Regions from separate parts of the Homo sapiens genome. Here region 1 is linked to region 2. A link is a loop called in an ENCODE intact Hi-C map of the cell type or tissue named here. Cell type or tissue: CD4-positive, alpha-beta T cell. All regions are shown on one strand. Each heading gives the region's core, and the rest is flanking DNA. Links, peaks and the distances in the headings are about the cores only.

What was found. Peaks named below come from ENCODE experiments on the same cell type or tissue, not always from the same donor. Only the 100,000 strongest peaks of a DNase experiment are listed, where the experiment ranks them.
Region 1: it touches region 2 in a loop (4-fold over the local background); 2 of 110 quality-filtered maps call a loop at or near these places.

The regions. Positions count from the first base shown.
Region 1 is chr4:9,598,323-9,608,966 of GRCh38, forward strand. No RefSeq gene overlaps it. Among named protein-coding and RNA genes, the nearest start is that of MIR548I2, 47 kb to the left of the region's middle. RefSeq lists an enhancer at 3,836-4,354. In CD4-positive, alpha-beta T cell, for the core only: no CTCF peak of the experiment used is centred there; a DNase peak (open chromatin) is centred at 5,819; H3K4me3 peaks cover 1,624 bases; H3K27ac peaks cover 2,096 bases.
Region 2 is chr4:9,532,788-9,543,431 of GRCh38, forward strand. It overlaps the pseudogene LOC101928948. Among named protein-coding and RNA genes, the nearest start is that of MIR548I2, 18 kb to the right of the region's middle. RefSeq lists an enhancer at 290-1,166. In CD4-positive, alpha-beta T cell, for the core only: no CTCF peak of the experiment used is centred there; no DNase peak of the experiment used is centred there.

The DNA of each region.
Region 1 (10,644 bases), core at 1,193-9,192, 65 kb after region 2:
AGTTTCCAAGGGTGCTGGTCACTCTTGCTCTTTTTCTCCTGCTGGAAATTCAGCACTAGAGAGTGTTACACCATTGCACCTGCAGAGGAGTTCATCTGACTCCAGGGACTACAGAGGAGGGAGGCGGGTAAACTAACAGGCATTCAGAAAATGGCTACCACAATGGGGAAGAAAATGAAAGTCAAACCAAATAAGCAATGGTCAAAAAAAAAAAAAAATCTAGAGGGCAGCTGCAGTGGCTCACACGTGTAATCCAAGCACTTTGGGAGGCCGAGGCAGGTGGATCACTTGACATCAGGAGTTTGAGACCAGCCTGGGCAACACAGTGAAATCACATCTCTACTAAAAATACAAAAATTAGCCAGGTGTCGTGGTGGGCACCTGTAATCTCAGCATTTTGGGAGGCTGAGGTGGGTGGATCACCTGATGTCAGGAGTTTGAGACCAGCCTGGCCAACATGGTAAAACCCTATTTCTATTAAAAAATACAAAAATTAGCCAGGTGTCATGGTAGGCGCCTGTAATCCCAGCTACTTGGGAGGCTGAGGCAGGAGAATTGCTTGAACCCAGGAGACAGAGGTTGCAGTGAGCAAAGATTGCACCACTGCACTCCAGCCTGGGCAACAGTGAGAATTTGTCTCAAAAAAAAAAAAAAAAAAAAAACCTAGAGATGTCCATCCAGGCTGAAGAGAATATTCCAGAGCAGGGGTTGGGACACTATGGCCCATGGGCCAAATCTGACCTGCCTGCACATGTTTTTCTCAATAAAGTTTTATCGAAACACAGCCATGCCCATTTGCTACATATTGTCTATGATTGCTGGATTAGGCTGTTCTCTCATGCTATAAAGAAATACCTGACACTGGGTTTACTTGGCTCACAGTTGTGTAGGCTGTTCAGGGAACATGACAATGACATCTGCTGAGCTTCTGTGGAGGCCTCAGGAAACTTACAATCATGGCCGAAGTTGAAGTGGGAGCAAGAGAGTGAGGAGGGAGGTGTTACACACTCATAAACAACCAGATCTTGCAAGAACTCACTCACCATTGCAAGGACAGGACCAAAAGCATGATGCTAAATCATTCATGAGAAATGCACCCCCATGATCCAATCTCTTCCCACCAGGCCCCACCTCTAACACTGTTGATTACATTGTAACATGAGATTTGGGTGGGGACACATAATCAACCTATATCAGCTGCTTTCATGCTATGGGTGGCAGAGTTGAGTAACTACTACAGGAGACTGTATGGCCCATGAATTCTAAAATATTTACTATCTGATGCTTTCAAGAAAAAGTTTGCAAACCCTGCTCTTGAAAAGGAAGGGAGGGAAGAGGAGAGGAGGAAGGCAGGAAGGAGCAGAGAGGGACACGGGGCTGTATTCAAACATCTGTTGTTAAGAAAGAGAAATTCAAAGCATCTGGCATGGCCCAAGTTATCAAACTAGGAGCACTCCATTGAAGTTTCAGGACAAACACTGTGCTGAATATAAGGATGACCCCATCTGTAATGCCTAACTTTGTTTTTATTAACTTTGTTCTTAGACTTTCCTTTTCTTTTAATCACTTAGCCTTGTTTCTACCTGAATTGACTGTCTTTTAGCTAAGAGAGCTAGACAGACTTTATCTTGGCTCTTTCACCGGCAGCCCCTTCCCTCAAGGACTTAACCTGTGCAAGCTGACTCTTAGCACATCTAAGAATGCAATTAACTGATAAGATACTGTGGCGAGCAATATCCGCAGTTCCCAGGAATTCGTCCGATTGATAATGCCTAAAGCCCCGCATCTATCACTTTGTAATAGTCTTAAACCCCTTAGACCTAGAACTGTTTACTTTCCTGTAATAATTTATCCTTTTAACTTTTTTGCCTACTTTACTTCTGTAAAATTCTTTTAACTAGACCCCCTTCCCCTTTCTAAACTAAAGTATAAAAGAAAATCTAGCCCCTTCTTCGGGGCCAAGAGAACTTTAAGCATTAGCCGTCTCTTGGCCGCCGGCTAAAGAAACAGACTCTTAATTCACCTCAAAGTGTGGCATTTTCTCTAACTCGCTCAAGTACAACATTTGGAGGCCCGAGCAAGAAACGCCACCAGGCGAGAGCCGGGTTAGCTCCGGGCCTGCTGCGGGCTCCCCCGGAAGGACGGCCGGCTTGTAGCGGGGGCGCCACCTGAAAAAAAATTTTCAGGTCCCCGAAAGGTGACCATCTTCCAAAGGAGAGCGGATCGACTACTGTGTGGGTGCCCACAAAAATTCCACCTCTGAGTCCTCAACTTCTGACCCCAAGGTCAGGTAGGTCAGATCTGACTTCAGTTCTAGTAAGAGGGAAGCGGCCCTGATGAGGGCGTCCCTCTTTTGACTCTGCCCGTTTCTTTAGGACGCTAGAAGGTAGAGCTCTGGTTTTCTGTTAGGCACCTCTGTGTCTCTGTCTAGGAGGGAACTGGCCCTGACAGGGACCCTCTCTTGACTCAGTCCACATCCCAGGATGCTGGAGGACTGAGTCCTGGTTTCTGGCAGGCCAGTCACTCTCTCTCTCTCTTTTCCTATCTCTAGTCTTTCTCTTGTTCAAGTTTCTTGAAGAATCTCCAAGAAAGAAAAAAAAAAACTGTTATAAACTCTGTGTGAATAATGAATGAATGAGGGAGGACAAGGGCTTGCGCTTGTCCTCCAGTTTGTAGCTACACGGTGAAAGCTACGGAGTTCAAGTGGGCCCTCACCTGCGGTTCCGTGGCGACCTCATAAGGCTTAAGGCAGCATCAGGCACAGCTCGATCCGAGGTGGAAGTTTATACCGGCCTGCCAATGCTAAGAGGAGCCCAAGTCCCCTCAGCGGGAGTGGCCAGACAGGCATCTGACTGATACCATCACAGGACCCCCTCCCCTTGTCTGTCTAAAAAAAAAAAAAAAAAAAAAAGGGACAAACTGTCATAACTGTTTACATGCCCTAAAGTCAATTGATTATGTTGCTTGTTCTGTTCAGTGTCTATTGTCTTGTTAGTAGTTGTGAAAGTTTTCATGTCAAGACGGTGATATTGCCCAAGACGTCTAAGTAAAAACTTCTTCAAAGTCCTTAGTGCTGATTTTTTGTCACAGGATGTTAAATTTCTCATCAATCATTTAGGCTGACCACCACAGTCCTGTCTTTTCTGCCAGAAGGAAGTCAAGTGTTGTTACAAGAACAAGTGTGAAAAACATTTTCCTGATTAAGATTTCTAGCACCATGAAAGTTGTAAGTATTTAGATTGTCGTACCCCACGTCCAAGTGATTAGACCTCCTCTAAAGTAAACCAGTAGTAAGTTCAAAACAGCCACCCTGCAGATTTCCTTGCTCACCTCTTTTGTCATTCTGTAACTTTTCCTGTGCCCTTAAATAGAACACTGTGTAAAGAAACGTAAGCCCGTACTGCTTTACTTCGCTTAGATTCTTACTCTGTTCCTCTGTGGCTACTCTCCCATCTTGAAAATGATCTGAGTAGTCCTTTTCTGCCTCATCCCTGCCCCCTACCCCACTCATCTCATTTTCCAGTGCGACAAGAAGTTCAGCATCTCCAGGACTTGGCTCTGCTCTCACTCCTTAAACCCTTAAAAGAAAAAGCTACGTTTAAGCTATTTGCCTTTAAGTCATAAAGACACCAAAAGTATTTAAGGTACAGATCTAGAAGAAGAAGAAGAAGAACGCCTAGATCAAACTGACCTAGAAGATCTCAGGCTGTCTCTAGTCCTCCTCCCTCAATATTAAAGCTACAGTAGTGTAGCAAGTAGTATTAGCTGTTGTAGTTTTTCTGCTCTTTCTAGTGATGTTGATTCTGTTCTTTCAATACTCCATTCCGCCAAGAAATAAGTTTCTCTGTCCATGCTAAGTTTAATATCTATGCTCAAATCTTATTAAATTGCCTTCAAAAAAAAATAAACACTTCCTCCCAGCCTTGTAAAATTTAAAGCCCTCTCCAATGTGTGCTGCAGAATTTTCCTTTCAGTTTCTCAGAGGATTATAAAGACCGCCTTAAAAAAGGCAAGCTCCAGACACTCTGCAAAATAAAATGGCCAAAGTGTAAAGTCAAGTGGCCCCCTGAAGGGTCATTGAACCTCACAAGCTGTGTGGCAGGTTGTTACTAAAAATCCTAGCTACCCTGATCAGTTTCCCTACATTGATCAATAGCTAAGTTTGGTCAGGAGCCCCCTCCATGGCTCCGCTCATGCGCCATTCATAATTCTACCTCCAAGTTCCGCCTGAGCCAGACCGCGTTTTTGCCTCGATCCTCAGCCGGTTCGGCTTCCCCCGTACTGCCTCCCTCTGAAGAAGAGGAGAGTCTCCCTCACCCAGTCCCACTGCCTTACAACCATCCTGCTCCCTTAATGTTATCCCATGTCTCCTCGGGGACGTCCCCTGTAGGCTCGCCACCCATTGCCTCTCAATCGCGACCGCGGCAGGAAGAAGTAGCCCCTCTACTACCACTGAGAGAGTCACAAGTCCCTCCAGGTGACGAGCGCTCAGCCCCCTTCTTAGTTTATGACCCTTTTTCTTCTTCTGTCTTATATAATTAGAAAACCCATAATCCTCCCTTCTCTGAAAAGCCCCAGGCTTTGACCTCTCTGATAGAGTCCGTACTCCGGACTCACCCGCCCACGTAAGATGATTGTCAACAGCTCCTTTTAACCCTTTTCACCTCTGAAAAGAAAGAACGTATCCGAAAAGAAGCCAAAAAGTACTTCCTCACATCAGCCAATAGACTGGAAGAAGAAGCTAGAGACCTCCTTGAGGAGGTCTTTCCGTCTACCCGGCCCAACTGGTACCCAAATTCCTCAAGTAGAAAGAGAGCTTCAGACGATTTTCACCGGTATCTCCTCGCGAGTATTAAAAGAGCCGCTCAGAAACCCATAAACTTGTCTAAGATGACCGAAGTTGTCCAAAGGCCCGATAAGTCACCAAGAACGTTTTTAGAGCGCCTCCAGGAGGCTTATCGGATTTACACCCCTTTTGATCCGGCAGCTCTAGAAAATAGCCGTGCTCTTAATTTAGCATTTGTGGCTCAGGCAGCCCCGGATATTAAAAAGAAACTCCAAAAACTAGAAAGATTTGCTAGAATAAATATCTGTCAGCTTTTAGAAATAGCCCAAAAAGCTTTTGACAATCACAAGGTTAAAAAAACAAAAACAAGCAACACAGGCAGCTGAAAAGGCCGCTGATAAAGCATTCAAAAGACAAACAAAAATCTTAGTGGCGGCTATCCAAGAAGTACAGAATGAAATAGCCCGTTAATTTAGCATTAACTGAAGCCCCTGCTTTAGCCCTCCCTAATATCTCCATAAAAGCCAAGGAGTTGCTAAAGACGTGTTTACTCAGACTCTAAGACCCTAAAGACGCCCAGTGGCCTATTTATCTAAGAGGCTAGATCCTGTGGCCTCTAGATGGCCAAGTTGTCTGCGAGCCATAGCGGCTACAGCAAGCCTAGTCCAAGAAGATGGTAAGTTAACTGTAAGCCAAAATTTAACCCTTACAGCTCTTCAAGCCATAAAGACCTTACTACGAAGTGCTTCTGGCAAATAGATGTCAAATGCTCGCATCTTACAGTATCAAAGTTTACTGTTAGATCAGCCTCGTTTGACTTTCTCTCCCACAAAGTGTTTCAATCCAGCTACACTACTTCCCGACTCAGACTGCACTATTCCTGCTCATGACTGTCAAGAACTGTTAGAAACTATCGAAACTGGCCAATCTGATCTTCAAGCTGTGCCCCTAGAAAAGGCAGATGCCGCCGTGTTCACAGAAGTAGCAGCTTCCTCAAGCAGGAAGTAGGAAAAGCCAGTGCAGTTGTTACCATGGAGACAGATGTGTTGTAAGCTCAAGCTTTACCAGCGAACACCTCAGCACAAAAGGCTGAATTGATCGCCCTCACTCAGGCTCTCCGATAAAGAGTAAACGTATTAACATTTACACTGACAGCAAGTACGCCTTTGCTACTGTGCATGTACATAAAGCCATCTACCAGGAAAGCAGGCTACTCACCTCAGCAGCTAGCTGTGATCCACTGCAAAGGACATCAAAAAGAAAACACGGCCGTAGCCCATAGTAACCAGAAAGCTGATTCAGCAGCTCAGGTCGCAGCAAGACTTTCAGTCACGCCTCTAAACTTGCTGCCCACAGTCTCCTTTCCACAGCCAGATCTGCCTGACAATCCCGTATACTCAACAACAACAAAAAAACTGGCTTCAGATCTCAGAGCCAATACAAATCAGGAAAGTTAGTAGATTCTTCCTGACTCTAGAATCTTCACACCCTGAACTCTTAAAGAAACTTTAATCAGCCACCTACAGTCTACCACCCACTTAAAAAGAGCAAAGCTACCTCAGCTCCTCCGGAGCCATTTTAAGATCCCCCGTCTTCAAAGCCTAACAGATTAAGCAGCTCTCAAGTGCACAACCTGCGCCCACGTAAAAGCCAAACAAAGTCCTAAACCCAGCCCAGGCCACTGTCTCTGAAAAAACTCGTCAAGAAAAAAGTAAGAAATTGACTTTACAGAAGTCAAACCATACCAGGTTAAGGACAAATACCTTCTAGTACTAGTAGACACCTTCTCCAGATCGACTAAGGCATTTGCTACCGAAAACGAAACCACCAACACAGTAGTTAAGTTTTTACTCAATGAAATCATCCCTCAATATAGGCTGCCTGCTGCCATAAAGTCTGATAATAGAGCAGCCTTCACCTCACCTATAGCTCAGTCAGTCAGTAAGGCGTTAAACATTCAATAGAAACTCCATTGTGCCTATCAACCTCAGAGCTCCAGGCAAGTAGAACGCATGAACCACACATTAAAAACACTCTTACAATATTGATCTTAAAAACCAGTGTAAATTAAGTAAGTCTCCTTCCTTTAGCCCTACTTAAAGTAAAGTGCACCCCTTATCAGGCTAAGTTCTCACCCTTTGAAATCATGTATAAGAAGGCGCTGCCTATCTTGTCTAAGCTAAGAGATGCCAAATTAGCAGAAATATCACAAATTAATTTATTACAGTACCTATAGTCTCTCCAACAGGTACAAGAGATCATCCTGCCACTTGTTTGAGGAGCCCATCCCAATCCAATTCCTGACCTGACAAAGTCCTACCATTCGTTCCAGCCAGGAGACCTAGTGTTTGTTTAAAAGTTCCAAAAAGAAAGACTCACTCCTGCTTAGAAAAGACTTCATGACTCCAACTGCTCTGAAAGTAGACGGCATTCCTGCTTAATCACTCCCACATCAAAAAGGCCAACAGAGCCCAGCTAAAAACATAAGTCCCCAGGCCTAAGTCAGGCCCCTTAAAACTGTGCCTAAGTCAGGTGAAGCCATTAGATTCATTCTTTTTATCTACCTCACTTATTTGTTTTTGCCAGTTAGGTCCTCTGTGCCTTCCTACTCCTTTCTCCTCACCTCTTTCATGACAGGATGTGTATTTGCAAACACCACTTAGAAGGCCAGTACCTCCAAGGAAGTCTCCTTTGCAGCTGATTTATGTGTACTGTTCCCAAAGCCAGCCCATACCCACGAAAAGCAACACAATCTGCCAGTCCCAGGAGCAGGAAGTGTCGGCCTTGCAGCAAGATTCAGACACTCCAAGAGCCAAACTAAATGTAGAAGTTCCAAAAGTGTAGAAAAAAGTCTCCAAAATATTGACTTTTACCTCTGTCCTAGAAATCACCCTGACGCTAGCTGTCAAGATGCTCATCAGTTTTTCTGCCCTGGTTAGACATGTGTAACTTTAGCCAGCTACTCTAAAAGATCAACCAGATCTTCAACTGTTTCCATAAGTCCTGCTGCTCATCCTAAATTATGTACTAGAAAAAATTGTAATCCTCTTACTGTAACTGTCCATGACCTTAATTCAACTCAATAGTATCATGGTATGTCACGAAATTAAGATTTTATATCCCAGGATTTAATGTTAAGTCTATGTTCACTGTCCAAAAAACCCTAGTCTCATAAAGTCCACCCAAGCCAATCAGGCCTTTAACTGAACTAAGTAATCCTATGTTCCAGAAATACCCTGAAAAAGTTGATTTAACTGTTCCTCCACCATTCTTAGTCATAAAACATACACTCCAAAATGTGCAAGAAAATCTAGACAAGCGCCAACAAGAACAAGAAAATAACATCTAGTATCAAAGCATGTTCAACTGGAACCCATAGCTAACTACTCTAATTACTAAGTTAGCCGGACCCCCTCCCCATCCTACTATTAAGTCTAATTTTTGGGCCTTGTATATTAAATTAGTGTCTTAATTTTGTAAAACAACGCATAGCTTCTGTCAAACTTATGTATCTGAAGACTCAATATAACCCCTTGTTATAAATGAAGAATCAATGATTTGATTCCCCAAAAAAACAAGTGAGGAATGTAATGCCCAACCTTGTTTTTATTAACCCTGTCCTTAGACTCTCCCTTTCTTTTAATGACCTAGCCTTGTTTCCACCTGAATTGACTCTCCCTTAGCTAAGAGAGCCAGACAGACTCCATCTTGGCTCTTTCACTGGTAGCCCGTTCCTCAAGGACTTAACTTGTGCAAGCTGACTCCCAGCACATCGAAGAATGCAATTAACTGATAAGATACTGTGGCGAGCAATATCCGCAGTTCCCAGGAATTCATCCGATTGATAACGCCCAAAGCCCCACGTCTATCACCTTGTAAGAGTCTTAAAGCCTCTAGACCTAGAACTGTTTACTTTACTGTAACAATACATCCTTTTAACTTTTTTGCCTACTTCTGTAAAATTGTTTTAACTAGACCCCCCTCACCTTTCTAAACCGAAGTATAAAAGAAAATCTAGCCCCTTCGAGGCCGAGAGAACTTTAAACGTTAGCCATTTCTTAGGCGCCGGCTAAATAAACAGACTCTTAATTCGTCTCAAAGTGTAGCGTTTTCTCTAACTCGCTTAAGTACAACACATCCAGCAGGCACGTAATCCACTCTAAAATGCTGTCCTGGGGAAGTGAAGATGATGTTGCCGTAAATATCCTTAAACGGCATGTGGATGAGTTCCCCAGAGGCATACATGTTGAGCTAAATACTTTGTTGATGAAGGGTACAAGTTGAAGGGGTTTTGAAAGGCAGAGTGAGGTTCCTCAGAAGGCTGTTGCTACAGAAAGCCAGGAGGAGAAATTACATGGCCAGATAGAGTGGCATGACCATTGGATAAGAGTTTTTTGTTTGTTTTTGAGATGGAGTTTTGCTCTTGTTGCCCAGCTGGAGTGCAATGGCATGATCTCAGCTCACCGCAACCTACGCCTCCCAGGTTCAAGCGATTCTCCTGCCTCAGCCTCCCTAGTAGCTGGGATTACAGGCATGTGCCACCACGCCCGGCTAATTTTGAATTTTTCCTAGGGACGGGGTTTCTCCATCTTGGTCAAGCTGGTCTTGAACTCCCGACCTCAGGTGATCTGCCCGCCTTGGCCTCCCAAAGTGCTGGGATTACAGGCATGAGCCACAGTGCCTTGGATGAGGGTCTTTAGCAAAGATGGAAGTTTTGGTACCTTGCAGTTTAATCTCTTCATTTATGTCCTCCTGAAATCTTCAGGAATAGCACTATTTTGTCAGTGCTTCTGGGGTCGTACTTGGGGGACTTAAAGGAGATGTGATGTGGCAACCTTTGACTCAAGGGAGTATCATACTAGCTCAAAGAGATCTGGGTACATGCCAGTTGAACCAACTCTTCTGAGGATGTGATAGATCCTGGGAGGCCACTCTGATCCTGCCAACCTTGAGGCCAGATAAGTCCTCGAAAAACACGGTTTGGCTTATCACCAGCACTCAGTCTAACACCCACCATGAATCTTGCTGAAGTGAAGCTATATAAATACCTTTTCAAAAGATTTTTTTCATTCCAGATCCTTCTTAGAAATTCCTAAGGCTCAATGCTGTGTGGAAGATTCTAAGAAAGAAAATAATTTCCGATCTTTGGGATTCCCCTGAGATGGTCCAATACGCAAAAAGTTCATTGCCATTTCCATCAAGGACACTGAGAACAGGAGTCTTATCCGGATTGGATCTTGGGAATTGAGAAGCTTCAGCAGGTGGGAAATGCACCCTCCACCGGCTCAGCCCTTGTGGGCTATTTCAGTTACCTACTGCACCCTAAGATTAGAAACTTTAAACCACCACAAGGCATTATTGCTCATGACCCTGTGAGTTGCATGGGGACTTCCTGTCTGGTTTAACCTGGGCTCATTTATGTGGCTACCTGCAGCTGGAGGGCCAGCTGGGCGGAACATCCAGGAAGGCCTCACGAATGTGCCTGGCAGTTGGTGCTGGCTGTCAGCAGGGGAACATTGTTTTCCTTCATGTGGCCCCCTCACCCTCCAGAGCCCCTCTCCAAATGGCCCTTTAAGCAGGATAGCCAAGGCTTGCTTGGTGCCAGCATCCAAGAGGGCAAAAATATGGAAACTACGAGAGACCTGTCAAGGCCTAAGACTATATGCATCCCAAAAATCTGAGGTCTCAGTTAATTCAGAAAGTTTATTTTGCCAAGGTTGAGGACACACGCCTGTGACACAGCCTCAGGAGGTCCTGACAACATGTGCCTAAGGTGGTAGGGACAGAGCTTGGTTTCATACATTTTAGAGAGACAAGAGACATCAATCAATATGTGTAAGATGTACATTGGTTCAGTC
Region 2 (10,644 bases), core at 1,579-9,578:
CCAGCTGCCCCTTCTCGGATGTGTGGCTTCGACTTCCTGATTCTCCCACGACGTCCCTGGCTGGGAGACCCGCTGGACTCTGCGGCTGGCCAAAAGGGGAAGGGGAGCCCCGCGTCCTGGGTGCCCCCAGCAGGGGAAGGGGGGGGTCGTGCTGGGCATCCTGTCTGGGGCATCTGTCTGGGACTCTGTCGGTGCCTCTCACCTGGCGAGGGGCTTGTGGTGGGGGTAGGCGGGAAGTCCTTGGCGCCGGGCTTGGCCAAGCCCTGCTCTGCTGGGCTGCGGGCTGGTGGCGCTCACCCAGCTCCTCACCTGCCCCGCGTCCTCCTGTTTTTCTTCCTTTTCTGGTTGGACAACGAGAGTTGAGAGGAGGCAGATGGCTTCCATCCCAGAAATCGCTCTCCTCTTTCCATCCCTACAGAGAGGGACAGAAAGGCAAAGTTCCTTGCATCCCCTGGGGCGCTGTCCCTGTGAGCTCCCGGTGTCCTGCACACGTGGGCCCCTGAGTCACCGGGCCTGTGTGTGTGCGATGGGGCTCCGTGGCCAGCCTGGCCTCCTGGGGTTCACTTTCTGCTTTCCTACCCCAACTCTTCCTGTGTGGCTTTGCTGGCCTTCCATTGGGGAGGCACATGGGTTTGGAGGGCAGATGAGGGCCCGCTGGAGAGCTGTACCCCTCAGTGAGGGCCGCCACCTTGATGGTTTTTGATGGATAATGGGGTTGACCTCTTTGTTCCTTCCACATGTTTTTATGTTTGACCATTTAGTCAGCTGAGCTTGTCTTAATCATTTGATTCGTGGTGAATGAGCCCCACATGGGCGAGAGGGCGACCTTCATTCTGAACCCATTTAGGCAGCACGGGCAGCCCTCCTCGCCGTGGGCTGCATCAGAGCCCCCTGCCCAGTCTTGGGGTTGCTCCCGGATGCTGTCTGGGAGGCTTGCTCATGGTGACATCCTCATCTCCCCATGCACTTTACTGCATTCAGAGCTTGGGTCACCTGGACACTGAACTCAGGTGAATTTTCTCTGAGATCCCGGGAGAAGGAGGACAGTTCTCTGGAAGGGTTTCCACGGCCGATCACGGAAAGGGTGAGAAAGGAGAGGTCCTGGTCGGCGACACAATTACGGTGGCAGTGTAACGCCAGGAAACTTTATTGCGTGAAGTCCCTCTCACTCCCTCTCCCTCCCTCTTTTACGTGGACTCTGCCAAAGACCAGGATACCAGAATGCAGTGGAGTGACCAAGTGTAGTGGGACCTTGGGAACACGAGTCTGGAGCCAGGCGGCTGGGGTTTGCATCCTGGTTCTGCCCCTCCTTAGCTGGCTGGCATGGCACAAGCCACTTACCCTCTCTGAGCCTTACTGTCTTCAGTGGCAAATGGATCTGTCAACAGGCCCCATTGCCTGGGGTTGTTACTGCTGAGATTAAGGGAAGCTCGTCCATAGAAGCACTTAGCGTTGTGCCTGACACATAGTGTTTGGTGGATAAATGGGACTTAGGACTGAAACTCATGCATTGGTGTGTTTTTGCAGTGACGTTTTGTTCTGGAGTGCATCACAAGAGAAAAGATTCTTGGCCGGACGTGGTGGCTCAAGCCAATAATCCCAGCACTTTGAGAGGCCGAAGGCAGGGGATCGTTTGAGCCCAGGAGTTTAAGACTAGCCTGGGCAACGTGGCGAAGCCTCATATCTACCAAAAGAGAAAAAAAAAAGCCACGTATTGTGGTGTGTGCCTGTAGTCCCAAGTACTTGGGAGGCTGAGGTGGGAGGATTGCTAGAGCCTGGAAGGTCGGGCTGCAGTGTGCTGTGGTCATGCCACTGCACTCCAGCCTGGGTGACAAAGTGAGACCCTGTTTCAAGGAAAAAAGAGAGAGAGAGAGACAGACCCACAAGAGTCTTAAGCCAGAATCTCCATTAAAATGCTTTCTGGAGGCTAGAAGGATGGTATGTTGATAATGAAATATTTAAAAGGCAGAAACCCCACTGAATTGTTTGGTCCACAGAGGGAAATGGGAATCGCATGACCTGAAGGATGATGCAGGAACTGAACAGAAACCATCCTTGTTTCCTGAATCTGAATATGGCACCATCTTTTCACGGTGCCTGTATCTGCTCAGTCCGGCGGCCCCTCGAAAAGAGGGAATCTTGATTTTCAAACTTAAAATTTGGCCCAAAGCTCACTGCTGCCCACAATGCCCGCCAGACACATTCCTCTTCCCTTTTAGTTTCTATGGGAATACTCTCTTTGAAGAACCCATGAAGCAGTGTCAGGCTGGTTTGAGGATCAGCAGCGATTTGTTTGAGCAGGAGAGCCCGTTTCCTCACTCACAGGCCATATCTGAGTGGATCAAGAAGAACAGAGTGCACTTTTATGAGATTTTGTCTGCGTAGACCATTAGCTTGGTAAAAATGTCAAAACCATCCTCGTTCTTTAATAGCAGATTATTTTGGACTTTTCTCTGCAAGAAGCAGTATGGGCATTCAGATGCTTTTAAGGATAAAATGTTCTTCCTCATCACCAGGCCTGGTGCTCTGGATGGCTGAGGTTTTAATGTGACTTGGTGTTCCTTGGAGTGGCTCCTAGGCTGTGCTCTTGTGGTTGGGTGGCAAGGGGTTGCTTTATTCGGTGGTGGCTAGAGGATGTTTTAGCAGGTAAATCGGGCCCCCAGGAGCCCCTGAGTGCCAAGTCCTGCTGCAGGGCATGTGTTTATGGTGGGGATGTGGGGGGGTGCAGGGTAGGGGGCATTGATTTCCTGCCAATATCAGAAGTTTCACAGGCTTCTTGTGTATCCACAAACACCCACCCCATTGAGAAGGCCTAGAAAACCTGGCCCTCCCCAAGCCTTTATTGACTGCTTGTGAGTGATCCCAGGGTGTGTCTGACCCACAGCTCCTCCTGGAGGGAGAGAAAAGTCTCTCCTAGGTATTTGGTTATCAACCTCAACCACTTGCTGAGCCTTCCTCAAGACCAGGCACCTTGGCAGAGATTTCTGGGTTGTCAGGCGGAACCGAGCATTCAAGGGTAATTCATTGGTGTCCCTGAAATCCCTGATGGACGCACCAGGTAAAAGCATCCAGGGTTGAAACCAGATCAGGAAGGTTATTGTCAGCCTGGGGCTCCTGTAGAGGTGCATCCACGTTGCAGGGATTTTCCTTCTTGCTGAGGAGAAACCTGGGTTTCTCAGCTTTGGCACAGTCACAACACTTGGGGTCAGACCATTCGTGGTGCTGGTGGTGGGGCCATCCCGTGTATTGTAGGATGGTTAGCAGCATCTCTGGTCTCCATCCTCTAGGTGCCATTCTACCCTCCCAGCTATGGCTACCCCAGATGTCTCCAGACGGTTTCAAATGCCATGGAGCAAGGGAGTGGTATGTGAGCAAAACCACCCCAGTTGAGAGCCATTGGTCTACACTTGTGGAAATGTTTGAGGGTAAGAGTGTTGAGCTTGGGTCCCTGCTGTACCCTTTATGAGCAATGCTTTCTTGGAAAATTACTACTACTCCAGGGGCCTCAGTTTTCTCATCTATAAAATGGAGATAAATGAGATACACTTTCATAGGAAGACTATATGGGATTTACTGAGATAATAAGACAGTACATGGAAAATGCTGGGCATAACATTTATTTTTATTTATTTATTTTTTTAAGACAGAGTCTTACTCTGTTGCCCAGGCTGGAGTGCAGTGGCAAGATCTCCGCTCACTGCAACCTCCACCTCCTGGGCTCAAGTGATTCTCCTGCCTCAGCCTCCTGAGTAGCTGGGATTACAGGTGCCCACCACCACACCCAGCTAATTTTTGTATTCTTAGTAAAGATGGGTTTCACCACATTGGCCAGGATGATCTCAAACTCCTGACCTAAGGTGATCCGCCTGCCTCGGCCTCCCAAGGTGCTGAGAACACAGGTGTCAGCCACCACGCTGGGCTGGGCATAGCATTGTAACACAGACAAAGCACAAAATACTTGGGCAATATCTTTTTACATTTGGCTTGTCTAGACTGCATCCTCCATCCCCTCATGCGCTGGTGTGGTGCGGTCCAGAATATCGCCCACCTAGACTGCAGAGTGGATTTGGGTGGCATCTTGGCTTTCTGCACAAGACTTGCCTGTTCCCCACCACATCCCCCTGGTTCTCAGGGTCCAGGATTCCAGGAGTCTGGGATGTGGTCAGGCAGGGCAGGTGGCCCACCCAGTTCACTCCCACACTGGGGACCTGCAGAGCCGGCTGTCTGAGACAGGGTGTTTGGACCAACATCTGGGTTTCTGGATTTCCATTTGAGCACAGCTGGACTACACAGCTCTCTCTGCCGAGATATAGATATTTCCCTGTCGACAATGTTTCAAGCTGACATGAAGACATGGCCACCCACTGGAACGTGGTGTGTCTGCTGTGGCGCTCTTGTAATTTGTGAGGCAGGCTCCTGAGGAATGCAGTGAGTAAGTGGGAAATGGCGGGAAGTTCTCCCATTCCCCCCCACCCCTCCAAAAGTGCTGCTTGCGCAGGTTGGTGGACGGTCCTCTGAGCAGGAAGAAGACAAGGAGCACATTCCTGTTAGCTACCACAGAGAGGGGGAGGGTACGCACTGGACATTTCAAACCCCTGCAGAGAAGCAAGTCTTACTGTGCTGGGAGTACTTGTGGAGTGCGGGCTGTGTTGCCCTGGGCTTTAATTATTTCAGGAACATTTAACCACTGGGCTGGCCGGCTGGATCTTGATATGTGTTTCTCAGTTGGAAAGACTTTGGTCCATAGGGAAATGTCTTCTCAATTCTTTTAATTTCATTAAGGTGGTTATTTTTCTTCTTGTGGCCTCTGGAATGTGACACAGAACTCAAGGGACAGGAAGGAGATGAGTTGGAGGCTGGGTCAGGGGTCCCTGCCAGGGATGCTGGTGACTCACGTGACGGTGTTGATGTGTGGAGTCCGGTGCCTGGTTTGGGGAATGTTCATGGGATATGTTCCACAACACTGACGGATCTATCAGGTACTGGAGGTGAATGGTCAAGTCTGATCTCAGGGCTGACAGTGTCAGGCAAGGACAGGAAGTTGACATTGGACTCATTGGCTGAGGTTGCTGGGGACCCAGGGGGCAATGTGTGCCAGGACAGATGGGTCTGGGGCTAGGAAGGCAGGTTTGGGCTGGAGACTCGGTCTTGGGAGGCATCCCATTAGACAGTGGTTGAGGCTGTCAAAATGACTGTGATTGCCTGGGATGAGAGTGGAGACAGACAGGATGGGGGTTTTGCTCTAAGCCTGGGGAACCCACCTCCCAGGTTCAAGCAATTCTCCTGCCTCAGCCTCCCAAGTAGCTGGGAATGCAGGTGCGTGCCACCATGCCCTACTAACTTTCGTATTTTTAGTAGAGATGAGGTTTGGCCAGGCTGGTCTCAAACTCCTGACCTCAAGTGATCGGCCCACCTTGGCCTCCCAAAGTGCTGGGATTACAGGCATAAGCCACCATACCATGCCTGACCATTTTTAAATATTAATTTTTATGAAATATTTTCAAACACATTTTACTGTACATTGGAAAAGTCAATCATGATTTCAAAACTTTATCAAAATCCAATCAGAAGTCAATTAACCATTTAATTGTGGATAGGTAAGGAGACTATTTTGACCAAATATGTTAGAACAATTACCACTTATAGAAATAATCTATGTTTTAATGTTTTAGTTGAATTAAACAATCTTTTATATTCTGTCCAGACACAGTGGCTCACACCTGTAATCCCAGCACTTTGGCAGGTCGAGGCTGGCGGATCACCTAAGGTCAGGAGTTCGAGACCAGGCTGGCCAACATGGCGAAACTGTCTCTACTAAAAATACAGAAATTAGCCAGGAGTGATGGCACACACCTGTAATCCCAGCTACTTGGAAAGCTGAGGCAGGAGAATCGTTTGAAGCGGGGAAAGCGAGGTTGCAGTCAGCTGAGATCACACCACTGCACTTCAGCCAGCCTGGGTGACAGAGCGACACTCTGTTTCAAAAATAAACGAATAAATAAAATGGAATTCTGAATTTTATTTTTAATAATTATTTTTGTAAAGAGAATGTCTTGTTTTTTGGAGTTGTTGAATTTATTGAATTGACAAAAATTATGTACAAGAGGGTGTACAACATGATGTGATTGAAGTATGTATACATTACGAAATGGCTAAATCAAGCTAAATAACATATCACCTCCCAGACTTATTTTTTTGTGGTGAGAACACTTTAAAAATCTACTCTCTCAGTGATTTCCAAGTGTATGATATGTTGTTATTAACTGTAGGTAACATGTTGTCCCATGGATCTCCTGAACTTAGTCTTCTTCTCTAAAAATGACATTCTGTGTCCTTTGGCATCTGCCCACTTCCCCACCCTGGCAACCATCATGCTACTCTGCTTCTGTGAATTCAACTTTTTTCTTTTCTTTTTCTTTTTCTTTCTTTCTTTTTTTTTTTTTTTCGAGACAGTCTCATTCTGTTGCCCAGGCTGTAGTGCAGGGGTATGATCTTGGCTCACTGCAGCCTTGACCTCCCAAGCTCAATCAATCCTTCCACCTCGGCCTCCTGAGTATCTGGGATACAGGCATGCACCACCACGCTCCACTGATTTTTGTATTTTTATGTAGAGATGGGGTCTTGCTATGTTATGCAGGCTGGTCTCGAACTCCTGGGCTCAAGCAATCTGCCGGCCTCAGCCTCCCAAAGCGCTGGGATTGCAGGCATGAGCCACCATGCCTGGCCGAGTTCAACTTTTTAAGATTCCACATATAAGTGAGATCATGTGGTATTTGTCGTTCTGTGCTTGGCTTATTTCACTTAACATAATATCCTCCAGGCTCATCCATGTGGTCTCAAATGGCAGGATTTCCTTCGTTTTGAAGGCTGAATAGTATTCCATTGTGTACATACACCACATTGTTGCTGGAAGTGTAATGGAGGCCAGTTTGGGGAGGAGGGGGAAAAGATTCACTCTAAGTCTAGATGCTCCAGCACCCACCCAGGATGTGTGCAAGGAAGTGCAGGATGCTCCTGATTTTGCAAACTGTGGTTTGTGGGACTCCAAAGCCCCTATCCTTCCACGATGCTTTCTGTCTTGTTATCACATTTCCTTGGAGGAGAACCCTGCTCTGGCTTTGTCCCTGGGCATGAGATGGCAAAGGATGGTGCTGCTGGGAGACCCTCACGTCTGCACACTAAGGGCTGCTTTCCTTCTCCATTCCTCCTTCAAGTATCTGAGCAGCTCCTGTGTGCCAGCTGCTGGTCTAGGAGATGGATGGGTCCTTGGAGATCACGCTGTAGCAGAGGAGGCAGGCTGTAGCCCACAGGCCAGAACCAGCCCCCTGCCTGTTTATACAAATAAAGTTTTATTGGAACACAGCCACACCCATTTCAGTGCATATTGTCTGTGGCTGCTTTCCTGCTACAGTGGAGAGTTGAATAGTTGGGACAGAGACCCATGGCCTGCAAAGCTGAGCTATTTACCATCTGGCCCTCAAGAGAAAGGAAAAAAAATGCTGATCCTTGTACCCTGACAGTCTTAGTTTAAGAGGACTTTGTACCACCCTGACGTCCCAGGCGTCCATGAGTCCAGCTGCCCTTGAAATGTACATAAGTCTGGGCTAGGGTTTCAGCAGGTGAGTCCCAGTTTTGCAGGTCTTTGGCATCAGGGGCACAACCCAGGATTTTGAGTGGGGTTTCCTCACCACTATGGCTGGGCACTGGGCTAGCGTGCTTTCTGATTTTTGTATGGGGAAGAGAAAGGAGGGAGGAAATGGCCACTTGTTGCCCTGTTCTAACATTTTCCTAAGATGGGTCTCCAGGCAAGGGCTTGGGATCTCACCTTGCACAGCTTACAAAACCCAGTGAGACCAGCTGTCTTGGCGCTGCCACTCTGAGGGATGGAGACCCCAACTTACCAGGAAGGGAGATAAAAGAATGGTTTCTGCAAGCACGAGAACGGGCGTTATTGAAATTAACATTTCCCCCAAGTTTTATAAAGTCTAGGCATGCATATTTAAGTGTCTGTCTCAAAAGTTCATGCTAATAACCAGATGGTGCATTTAATTTCCTTTTTTTGTTCTCTGAGCAACATGCAGCTTCCTGCACAGCCCTCCTTGCAGGCAACTGCGCTGAGGTGACTGTCCTCCTGACTGCCAGCACAGATCTCCAGGGCCTCTGAGAGCCCTGTATTCTGGGGGCAGCCTTTCCCCTTCTATTCGGCCCCAGCTGGAAGGGGGCAGGTTACCCACAGCCCAGCACAGGGCTCCTGCCTTAGCTTCTCTAGGGAGTCTGGCTCCCTCTGACCCTCTAGACCTCACCAGCTGAGGATCATAGCCCCAGGGCAGGAGCCAGGGCCAGGTGGTTTTGTGGGGTGGTTTGAGAGTGCAGCACTGGAGGGGGGCAGGGCGGGCCCAGGGAAAGCTGCTCAGGGGAGACTGCAAAGAGATGGCAGAGTTAGGACAAGAGGGCTGGACATGGTGGCTCACACCTGTAATCCCAGCACTTTGGGAGGCCGAGGTGGGTGGATCGCCTGAGGCCAGGAGTTTGAGACTAGCCTGGCCAACATGGTGAAAACCTGTCTCTACTAAAAATACAATAATTAGCTGGACATGGTGACACCTATAATCCCAGCTACTTGGGAAGCTGAGCCACGAGAATTGCTTGAACACAGAAGGTGGAGGTTGCAATGAGCTGAGATTGTGCCACTGTACTCCAGCCTGGGCAACAGAGCAACATTCCAACTCAAAAAAAAAAAAAAAAAAAAAAAGAAAAAGAAAAAGTCAGAACAAGAGGAGGAGGGAAGAGAAGGGAGCTGTGGGGCAGCAGCCAGGACCTTAAAGGCACAGAAGAGGCAGCTTGGATTTCCAATTCCAAAGGACATGAAGACAAAGTCACACACCTTTATTTAACCTGCTCCAGGTGAGGCTGGGCTTTGTGTATTTTCCTTATCTTGATTTTCCTTGTGTTCAGGCTGTTGTAGAAACAGGTACACAGGGGCTTTGTGTAGCGCCGTGTTCTGGGGGCCTTCAGGAAGCATGGGCTGCCCTGGTTTCCTGGGCTTTGTGTCCCCCTTTCCTCCTGCCACCCCTGACTGTGCACCCCACCTTATCCCTCAGACCATCCTCCTGGAGGGGCTTGGCCAGGTCTTGTGTCCTTGCTAGTCTCTGGGGAGGAAGACTCTGTGGCTTGAAAGCCTGTCGGCTTAAGTTGCAAGGTATAGGTGCCTGGGAGGGCACGTGCACGGCCCTCTTGACTGATCCATTCATGTTTTTCTTTTTTGACTCTGTTCTATGTTGTCCTGATGGAAGGGTAAGTCCCTGCCTTCTTCCTTTCCTGCCTTGGACTCTTGCAATTGGGCCAGATGAGAGGGTCTATGTGGTCTGAGAATTCAAGCAATGCAGGCCAGGTGTGGTGGCTCACACCTGTAATCCCAGCACTTTTGGAGGCCAAGGCGGGTGGGTCAGGAGTTCGAGACCAGCTTGGCCAAAATAGTGAAACCGTGTCTCTACAAAAAATACAAAAGTTAGCCGTGCTTGGTGGTGCTTGCCTGTAATCCTAGTTATTTGGGAGGCTGAGGCAAGAGAATCACTGGAACCCAGAAGGAACATGTTGCAGTGAGGAGCAGGTTGCAGTGAGGAGGTTGCAGTGAGGAGGAGGTTGCAGTGAGGAGGGGGTTGCAGTGAGGAGGAGGTTGCAGTGAGGAGGAGGTTGCAGTGAGCCGAGATTGTGTCCCCGGACTCCAGCCTGCACAATAGAGCAAGACTATTGTTCAAAAAAAAAAATTATATAGAAAACAAAACACATAATTTCCTCTTGATTTGATTTTCTTGATCTTGCTTCTCAGAGGTAACACTGGGGAGGGTGGGGGTATACCTCTCCACACCTTTTTCTTTTATTTTTATTTTTTAAGTTCTGGGATACATGTGTAGAATGTGCAGGTTTGTTACATAGGTGTACATGTGCCATGGTGGTTTGCTGCACCTGTTAACCCGTCATCTAGGTTTTAAGCCCCGCATGCATTAGGTATTTGTCCTAACGCTCTCCCTCCCCTTGTCCCCCACCTCCGACGGGCCCTGGTATATGTTGTTCCCCTCCCTGTGTCCATGTGTTCTCATTATTCAACTCCCACTTATGAGTGAGAACACGCAGAGTTTGGTTTTCTGTTCCTGTCCACACCTTTTTCTTCTGTGCACACAAGCACATGTATTTGCACATAAGTGTTTATTGTAACCTTTTTTAAAAAAATGGAATAATGCTATATTTATTCTTTGGAAAGCCTGCTTTTCAGGCAGCATGTCTTTGACATTGTCTCACGTTGGAACCTGGGAACCACCTTCTTCTCCCAGCAGTTATTCTGACGTGTGGATGCACCACGCTTCGTTTAACCAGCCCTGCACCGATACGTCTTTGGATGGTTTCTGCCTTTTCCCAATCACAGACGGTGTTCTGATGAATTTCCTCGCACACATCACTTGGTGCTCTGTGCGTGCATTTCTGTGAGATGTTCCTGGAGGTGGGCTGTCTAGGTCAGAGGGGGATCTGCGCTTAATTTGCATCCTGTGCAAAATTCCATCCAGTCATCCTGCTTCCCAAGGGCTCACATGGTACTGTCCTCTGTAGACATCATCTTCTGCAGATGATGGCACGACCGCCTCTCTT